Regions from separate parts of the Homo sapiens genome. Here region 2 is linked to region 1. A link is an interaction called in ENCODE POLR2A ChIA-PET data of the cell type or tissue named here. Cell type or tissue: CD4-positive, alpha-beta T cell. All regions are shown on one strand.

What was found. Peaks named below come from ENCODE experiments on the same cell type or tissue, not always from the same donor. Only the 100,000 strongest peaks of a DNase experiment are listed, where the experiment ranks them.
Region 2: POLR2A ChIA-PET joins it to region 1 with 6 read pairs; 5 of 35 experiments call an interaction of 5 or more read pairs at or near these places.

Annotation. Positions count from the first base shown.
Region 1 is chr16:89,482,331-89,486,330 of GRCh38, reverse strand. All of the region lies in intron 1 of ANKRD11 (ankyrin repeat domain containing 11), which reads left to right. Among named protein-coding and RNA genes, the nearest start is that of ANKRD11, 6.2 kb to the left of the region's middle. In CD4-positive, alpha-beta T cell, no CTCF peak of the experiment used is centred here; DNase peaks (open chromatin) are centred at 1,240 and 2,140; H3K4me3 peaks cover 2,269 bases; H3K27ac peaks cover 3,206 bases.
Region 2 is chr16:89,284,975-89,288,974 of GRCh38, reverse strand. ANKRD11 (ankyrin repeat domain containing 11) reads left to right here. Exons shown (of 13, transcript NM_013275.6): 7 at 305-447; 8 at 2,789-2,936; 9 at 3,326-4,000. Among named protein-coding and RNA genes, the nearest start is that of ZNF778, 69 kb to the right of the region's middle. In CD4-positive, alpha-beta T cell, no CTCF peak of the experiment used is centred here; no DNase peak of the experiment used is centred here.

The DNA.
Region 1 (4,000 bases):
TAGCTGGGACCACAGGCATGTGCCGCCGTGCCCAGCTAATTTATTTTACTTTTTGTAGAAACAGGGTCTTCCTGTGTTGTGTAGGCCTCAGCCTTCTGGGGTTGGCTTACCTCAGTCTCCTAAAGTGTTGGGATTATAGGCATGAGCCACTGTGCTCAGCCCCCTTTTGTTTTCATTACAAGTTTGCTTTTATAACTTAGATAAAGGTGGGAAGACAGTTTTCACAATTAAGGCAGAACAAGAGATAAAGAAACATAAAGGGAGAGTTGTCTTTGTGGGAAGAAAGTGCTTTCTGTGAAAGCACTTTTAGCAGGACTGCTGTTTTCAGGCCAGAGTAGAAGGGCCAGAAGCAGTTTTTATTCAGATTTCCTCATCGTTTCCATCAAGGTCTCAGTGACTGTAAAGGATGGGTTGAAATCAGTCTGGACTAAGTGTGGTTTGCTGCTGCTGCTTATGAGGATTAAGTGTCTCGTTTGTCCGGAGGCCCCTCTGGTCACATGTAGCTGAGCAGGTGGAGTGATATGAAAGTTTTAGCATTTTAATGAAGAAAAAATGATCTCTTTGGAGGGAAAGACAACGAAATGGAGGTGTGCCCTATTGATTTTTTTCTGTATGTTTAGGTTTTCAAAGTTTCTTTGTAAATGAAACTGTTATGTAATTGGCAAAAGTTTGCTTTTTAAAGACTAATTGTGGGTATATTTGGGAGATTGCGACTTGTTTTAGATTTTTGGGTTTACAGTAAGGGGCTAGGGTATTTGGTGGAGGGGAACTGGTTGATTGTGGTTGAAAACATTCAGATACTATTCTAGCTCTAAGAAACCTCACAGTTTTGTTTTGTTTTGAGACAGAGTCTCTGTCACCTAGGCTGGAGTGCAGTGGCACGATCTTGGGTCATAGCAACCTCTGCCTCCCGGATTCAAGTGATTCTTCTGCCTCAGCCTCCCGAGTAGCTGGGACTACAGGCCCATACCACCACTCCCAGTTAGTGTTTTTTTTTTTTTTTTTTTAAAGTAGAGATGGGGTTTCCCCATGTTGGTCAGGCTGGTCTGGAACCCCTGACCTCAGGTGATCCAGCCGTCTTGGCCTCCCAAAGTGCTGGGATTACAGGTGTGAACTACCGCGCCTAGCCAGAAACCCCACAGTGCTAAAGCTGGCTCTGTGAATAAAGGGTTAAGAGGGTTTTCAGTGTGAAAATAAAAGTAAGCCGTCCTGTCTGTATGGCTGAGATTTTTCAGGGGCCTAGAGGACCGAATCCTGTTGAGTGAAAATCCAGTCTTCTGGGCTTCCCCACACCCGCTTTCTCTCTTCCTCTTGGAGGTCAAGGTTGAGACAGCTGTCAGGGTGCTGCTGTCTCAGTTACAGCGTCCTTGTGGCTGGTGGAGGGTGAGACCTGTTTCCAGGCCTGTCCTTCGCATCTGTGCAGTGAATTATTTATTATCCTGGAAATCTGTAGGGCTCTTTTTTCCACGTGTAAAGCAACCAATGTGTACCTGTTCATTATTTGAAAATGTTGGCTTTTTCTCAACAAACCATTTTTATACCATATGAAAATTTCTTTTGTCATGGTAAAATTCAGAAGACTTTCCCCTTCATTACTTAACTCTAAAAAATGTGACTTTTAAGAATGGCTGAAATTGAAATGTTATTTGTAAATGCCTAATAACTTTATGATATCAGAGGTTATTTTTTATGTAAAATTAGCAAATAAACCTCTTTTCTTGGTGCATTGATAGTAAGTTGCCCTTCCTCGACTCCCTATGGCTCTTTTCAGACTTAGGATGCTAATGGCTTAGAATAAATTTTGGAATGCAGTATTTCCAAGTAAAGGGAAGATTGCGTAGGCTGCTTGGTTCCTGAGGTTTTACTAGAGTTAGGATTAGCTTACTGCTGCATTCATATCTGACACAATCAAAGAAGACTTTGGTTTAATTCTGGATGATGATGTAAACTTGAAATCATTATGGCTGTACTGTTTAAACTTATCTAAAATAGAGAAGGTAAGACGCAGTGAAGGACCTTATTTTTCTCTTAAGAAATCAAGCTTTGTTAGTATCCACCATGTTTCTAGATGTGGTTTTACATCTTGCAAAACAGGAAATAAAAGTAAAAAACCAAAAAAACCCCAGAGCACCACTCTTGAAAGGATTAAGTTTTTAAAAATGATTTTGACTAAGATGTCTGGCTGATTAAAGGATGTGCAGAGCACTGAATAACCTTTGCCTTTTCTGATGGTGACAAAGAAGAAATCCAGCTTTCAGGCAGCCGAAGAGCGTCTCGAGAGCTTGTAGTGTTAGTATTCCACAGCCCCACAGTTGATTCGGATTTCAAGGAATTTTTAGACTTTGTGGATTTTTTCTTCACTATAATTGTATGTTTGGCTCCTAATTTATTTAAATTACATACATAGATATTTTTGTTACTTTGAGAATAGTCTATCTGAAATTTGAAGTTCTTTAGAGCTTAATATATTAAATATGCTAACACTCAAAACATTTTCTTTCTTTTTTTTTTTTTTTGAGATGGAGTTTCCCTCTTGTTGCCCAGGCATGATCTTGGCTCACCGCAACCTCCGCCTCCCGGGTTCAGGCGATTCTCCTACCTCATCTTCCCGAGTAGCTGGGATTACAGGCACGCGCCACCACTCCTGGCTAATTTTGTATTTTTCGTAGAGACGGGGTTTCTCCGTGTTGGTCAGGCTGGTCTCAAACTCCCGACCTCAGGTGATCTGCCTGCCTTGGCCTCCCAAAGGGCTGGGATTACAGGCGTGAGCCACCATGCCCGGCCTAAACATTTTCTCACAGGCATTTTTCCCCTGACACATGCGAGAGGTATCTTTGAATTGTATCCTTTATCTTTTAGTGTGAAACTCAGAAAAGTGATGCACGCTTGCACTTACAGTTCAGGTAAAATGTTAAGCATATTCAATGAGATTTACATTCATGCTTGATTTTTCTTTGGCAAAGTCTTTAGATCTGATTCTGCTAAACTTGGGTTCTCACCAGATGACTGGCTTTTAAAAGAAGATGATGTTGAAACTGACTCTTGTAAAAAAGGACATTTAGTAGAAGCTAATGGTACGGTGAAGTTTTAGAGAGTTGAGGAGAAAATCTGTCTTAGAACTTAATCTGTGCCTTTTCCTTAATAGCTTTCTTCTAAGCCCATAAATATATTGGTTCAGGGGGATGAGTGAAGGCAAATGGAGGGTGTGGAAGGGAGACAGAGAACAGCTCTTGGGCGTTGGAGAAGTGCTGGGACTTGTGTCAGTGCTGCCCGTGTTGGTTTTCCAGCGCTGCTGTAACTAACCACCATAACCTTAGATTTATTGTTTTATAGTTCTGTTGATTAGAAGCCTAACATGATCTGCCTGGGCTAAAATCTGGGTAGGTAGGGCTGGTTCCTTCTGGAGGCTCCAGGGGAGAATCTGTGTTCTTGTCTTTTCCGTGTTCCAGAGGCTGCCTGCATTCGGCCTGTAGTGCTTTCCTCAGTCTTCAAAGCCAGCCTCATGGCATCTCTCTGACTCCTGCTGCCCACCCGCTTTTTTGGAGAGTCTCGGCTCTGTTGCCCAGGCTGGAGTGCAGTGGCACAATCAAGGCTCACTGCAGCGTCGACCTCCTGGGCTCAATCAATCCTCCCGCCTCAGCCCCCCAGCAGTGCTGGAATTACAGGCATGGAGCCACTGTGCCTGGCCCTTGTTTCACTTTTGGATCCTTGTGGTTACAAATTGGGCCCACCCGAGCACTGCGAGGTCATCTCCCTCTCTGCTGATTAGTAACCTCAGTTCCCTTTTCCACGTAACCTAAGGCATTCACAGGTTCCAGGGGTGAGCAAGCTGGAGGTTTTTCCAGTAATGTTCCCTTGCTGTCCTCAGATGCCATCCGGGATCCCACATTGCATTTAGTTGTCATGTCTCCTTAATCTCGTCTGCAACCATTTCTCAGCGTTTCCCTGTTTTTCATGACCTTGGCAGTTTTGATGAGGGCAGTCATCTTTTTTTATGTCT
Region 2 (4,000 bases), 200 kb after region 1:
TACTACACTGTGTGTTCACTGATTTCCTACCCTTTTAGGGTGATTGCCGCAGATTAGCCCTGCAGGTTGTCAGTCCGTAGGGTTAATAAGCTAGATATGGATCGTGCTAACGAGGTGCCACAGTAAAGAGAATTTAGGGGTTCTCTGGGCCAGCACCTGCTTCCCTAAACTGCAGCCCTCACTACAGGGCAGCTCCCCACCTGGCTTGTCCCCGCACTGTAGCACATCCTCAGGGCGCTGCCTCCAGAGACAGGAGGGAAGTTCTGAGGATTAAATAACGTACGTCCTGAGTGTCTGTTTCCAGGCTGGACGGCGCTGCACGAGGCCTGTAACCGGGGCTACTACGACGTCGCGAAGCAGCTGCTGGCTGCAGGTGCGGAGGTGAACACCAAGGGCCTAGATGACGACACGCCTTTGCACGACGCTGCCAACAACGGGCACTACAAGGTTGGCATCCCCCCGTTCTTCACACATCCGGCCTGTCCTGGCATCTGGGTGGTTCTGTAGCTTTGTTTCCCCGTAGCTAGCCGGTTCCATGATGTGGGGCACAGGAAAGCGAGTTTTCGCCTTGCCCACCCTCAAGGCCGAGCTGTGCCCTCTGTCTGCCCCCAGCTTTCCCCTTCTGGGTCAGCCTGGACGGCCTCTCACAGGTTTCCCAGCAAGTGCCATCTATGAAAGGCTCGTATCCGCTAGCCGTGTAGGTCTGGTTGGATTTGAGCAGGTGAAGGATTACACCAAGTGGAAGGAGGCCTGCAGGAGTTGCTGCCGGTCCCCGTCACCACTGTGGGACTGTTAGACCTGCAAGGCAGACCCACCCTCGTCTGGAATGAGGTAACACCAAGAGGTGTGGCCAGTGCACAGAACCATAGACTCAAGCTTTAGAAAGTGGCCATTGTGGCCGGCCCAGGAGCAGTGGGCACTGAGAGGTCTCAGCCTCTGTGGGGGTCGAGAGAGGTCGTGGTGTGCCTGACAGCCCCGTCCTGCCGGAAAGCAGGGGTGCTGCCTGGAGATGCGGCGGGTCTCACTGATGTCTTCATCAGAGCTCCGTGGAGAGCCCCTGGTTGCAGGCAGGACAGCAAGGCTGAGGGGTCACACGGGGCCACATCTGCTGGTGCCCGTCGTGCTCCTCTGCAGCAAGCCCAGCCTGGCCATTGCTGGAGGTCCTGGAGCCCACAGTGCCTTGGCCTTAAAGAGCTCACTTGAGAAACGGCTTGTTCCGGTGGGGTGGGGGGTGGATTGAAGACTCTGAGACGAGCAGGGAACTCAGAACACTGAGTCCCTATTTGATGTTAAAATATGACCGTTAAACTTCTGGGTAAGATAATGAATGGCACTATGGTTTATACTGTTTCTGTTTTATGGGCTCTTCCAGAGACGTGAACTGGAAAAGGCTCTGCAGTGTCTGGGATTCGCTCAGTGCTGCAGGGGAGGGCAGGTGTGAGGGGAATGGCCCTGGAGGGTGATGGGGCTGGGGCATCCGATGCAGCTTTATAGTTCTGTAATTACCACTTTTAAACTTTTTATTACGAAAAATGTCAAGGACCCTGGAATTACGGTGAGGTAGGCAGGATAATGGCCCCCAAGATGCCCGTGTTGTGACCCCCAGACCTTGTGAGTGCCTCACATGGGGAGATTGTCCTAGGTCATCTTGCAGGCCCAGGGCAGCCCCATGGGCCCTTAAAGCTTGAGAGCCTTTCCTGCTGAGTCTGAGAGATGCCAGAAGCAGGAGAGGTTAGAACCCGAGGAGGGCCGCACCTGCGCTGCTGGCCTTAGAGGAGGGCCGAGGAGTGTGGTGGCCCCTAAGCAGCTGGGACTGGGGACCTCCGTCCCAGCCCTGCAAGAAACTGAATTCTGCCAGCAGCCCCCATGATGGAGGAAAGGAAGGATCCTGCCCTGCCAGCACCTTGACCTCTGACCTCCACAATTGTAAGCCTGAGGTTTTGTGTAGTCACCATAGAAAACTCACACACATAAGAACTCTGTACTGATTCAACAATAGAACATGTCACACACGAACTGGAAACTGATTCTGTGGGCGACAAGAGTCTATAGTAAACGTTATGACAGATTCTTTGAATGCGCTAATCTCAGACTGGACTAAAGTTGGGATTAAATTTAATTTGTACTTGAGTTCAGTGCATTGCTGTTCTGGGCATAGGAAATCCAGGTTGCTGGTGATGAACAGCTGAAAAGAGCTGTGTCACCATGGTTGTCTCTGTCAGTCATGTGACCACCCTTACCCTTGTAAAATCAAGCAAGGGAGAGATTATTTTCTAATGTAAATGAAAATAAAAAATAAAGCAGCTTGCAGAAACTTGGTCTTTGTTTCCTCTATTCTGTCCCCCCAACCCTTTCCATAACACTCTTCTCCCTAACCTCTTGCCTGAGCCCTCCACGACCACTCCGGCACCACTCTGCTGAGGAGCTCACTGTTGGCGGGAGGGGAGAGCCTTCGTGAGAAGATTCCTGGGAAGTCGTCTACTTGCGGCAACGGAGAAATGGTGGAAAAAAATCCAAAGGAGGCAGAGCCCTTCTGAAGGAGAGCACAGGAGGGGTGCGGGAGCCCCCGCGGCTGCAGCCCTTCCCACAGAGGAGCCACAGCCTCGCCCACCACACCCAGAGCCTCGCCAGGCAGTCCCTGGGCGCTCGGCTCCCACACCCTCAGACCGTGAGGGGCTGCTCTCGGGTCGAACCCCAGGGTTCTCGGAAGGGGCTGCCGTGTTATGCGGAACGGTAGAGGAGTTGTGCTTCTCCAGCAGTCCCTGACGCGGGTGTTACTGTCTTGTAGGTGGTGAAGCTGCTGCTGCGGTACGGAGGGAACCCGCAGCAGAGCAACAGGAAAGGCGAGACGCCGCTGAAAGTGGCCAACTCCCCCACGATGGTGAACCTCCTGTTAGGCAAAGGCACTTACACTTCCAGCGAGGAGAGCTCGACGGGTAAGTCACGGCCACCTGAGCTGCCTGTTCTTTTATGCAGGGATGGTAGGAGCTGCCCTGTGGTGTTTGCACAGTGTTGCCCCTCTGATCAGCTCCTCCTCGGATGCTGGGGGCTTACAGGAGCTTCTGGACTGCGGGAGACCCCGCCCAGGTGTGTCACTGCCGAGAAGCCTGCAGTCTTCATTCTAAGATGCCAGCCCTGTCTGTCAGCTGAGCTCTGTCTGGTTTCCTCCTGCCTGTGGCTGGTTTCCATGAGTCGAGCAAAGTGTCTCTGCAGAGGCAGGGTGGGAACCTTCCCGCAGACACATCTGCAGAGCCTCCCTCCTCTGCCATTCTGGGGAGAGCTGTTTTGAGCCTGCCTGTGACCTCTCGCTTCCTACCTCCAACAGAGAGCTCAGAAGAGGAAGACGCACCATCCTTCGCACCTTCCAGTTCAGTCGACGGCAACAACACGGACTCCGAGTTCGAAAAAGGCCTCAAGCACAAGGCCAAGAACCCAGAGCCACAGAAGGCCACGGCCCCCGTCAAGGACGAGTATGAGTTTGATGAGGACGACGAGCAGGACAGGGTTCCTCCGGTGGACGACAAGCACCTATTGAAAAAGGACTACAGAAAAGAAACGAAATCCAATAGTTTTATCTCTATACCCAAAATGGAGGTTAAAAGTTACACTAAAAATAACACGATTGCACCAAAGAAAGCGTCCCATCGTATCCTGTCAGACACGTCGGACGAGGAGGACGCGAGTGTCACCGTGGGGACAGGAGAGAAGCTGAGACTCTCGGCACATACGATATTGCCTGGTAGTAAGACACGAGAGCCTTCTAATGCCAAGCAGCAGAAGGAAAAAAATAAAGTGAAAAAGAAGCGAAAGAAAGAAACAAAAGGCAGAGAGGTTCGCTTCGGAAAGCGGAGCGACAAGTTCTGCTCCTCGGAGTCGGAGAGCGAGTCCTCAGAGAGTGGGGAGGATGACAGGGACTCTCTGGGGAGCTCTGGCTGCCTCAAGGGGTCCCCGCTGGTGCTGAAGGACCCCTCCCTGTTCAGCTCCCTCTCTGCCTCCTCCA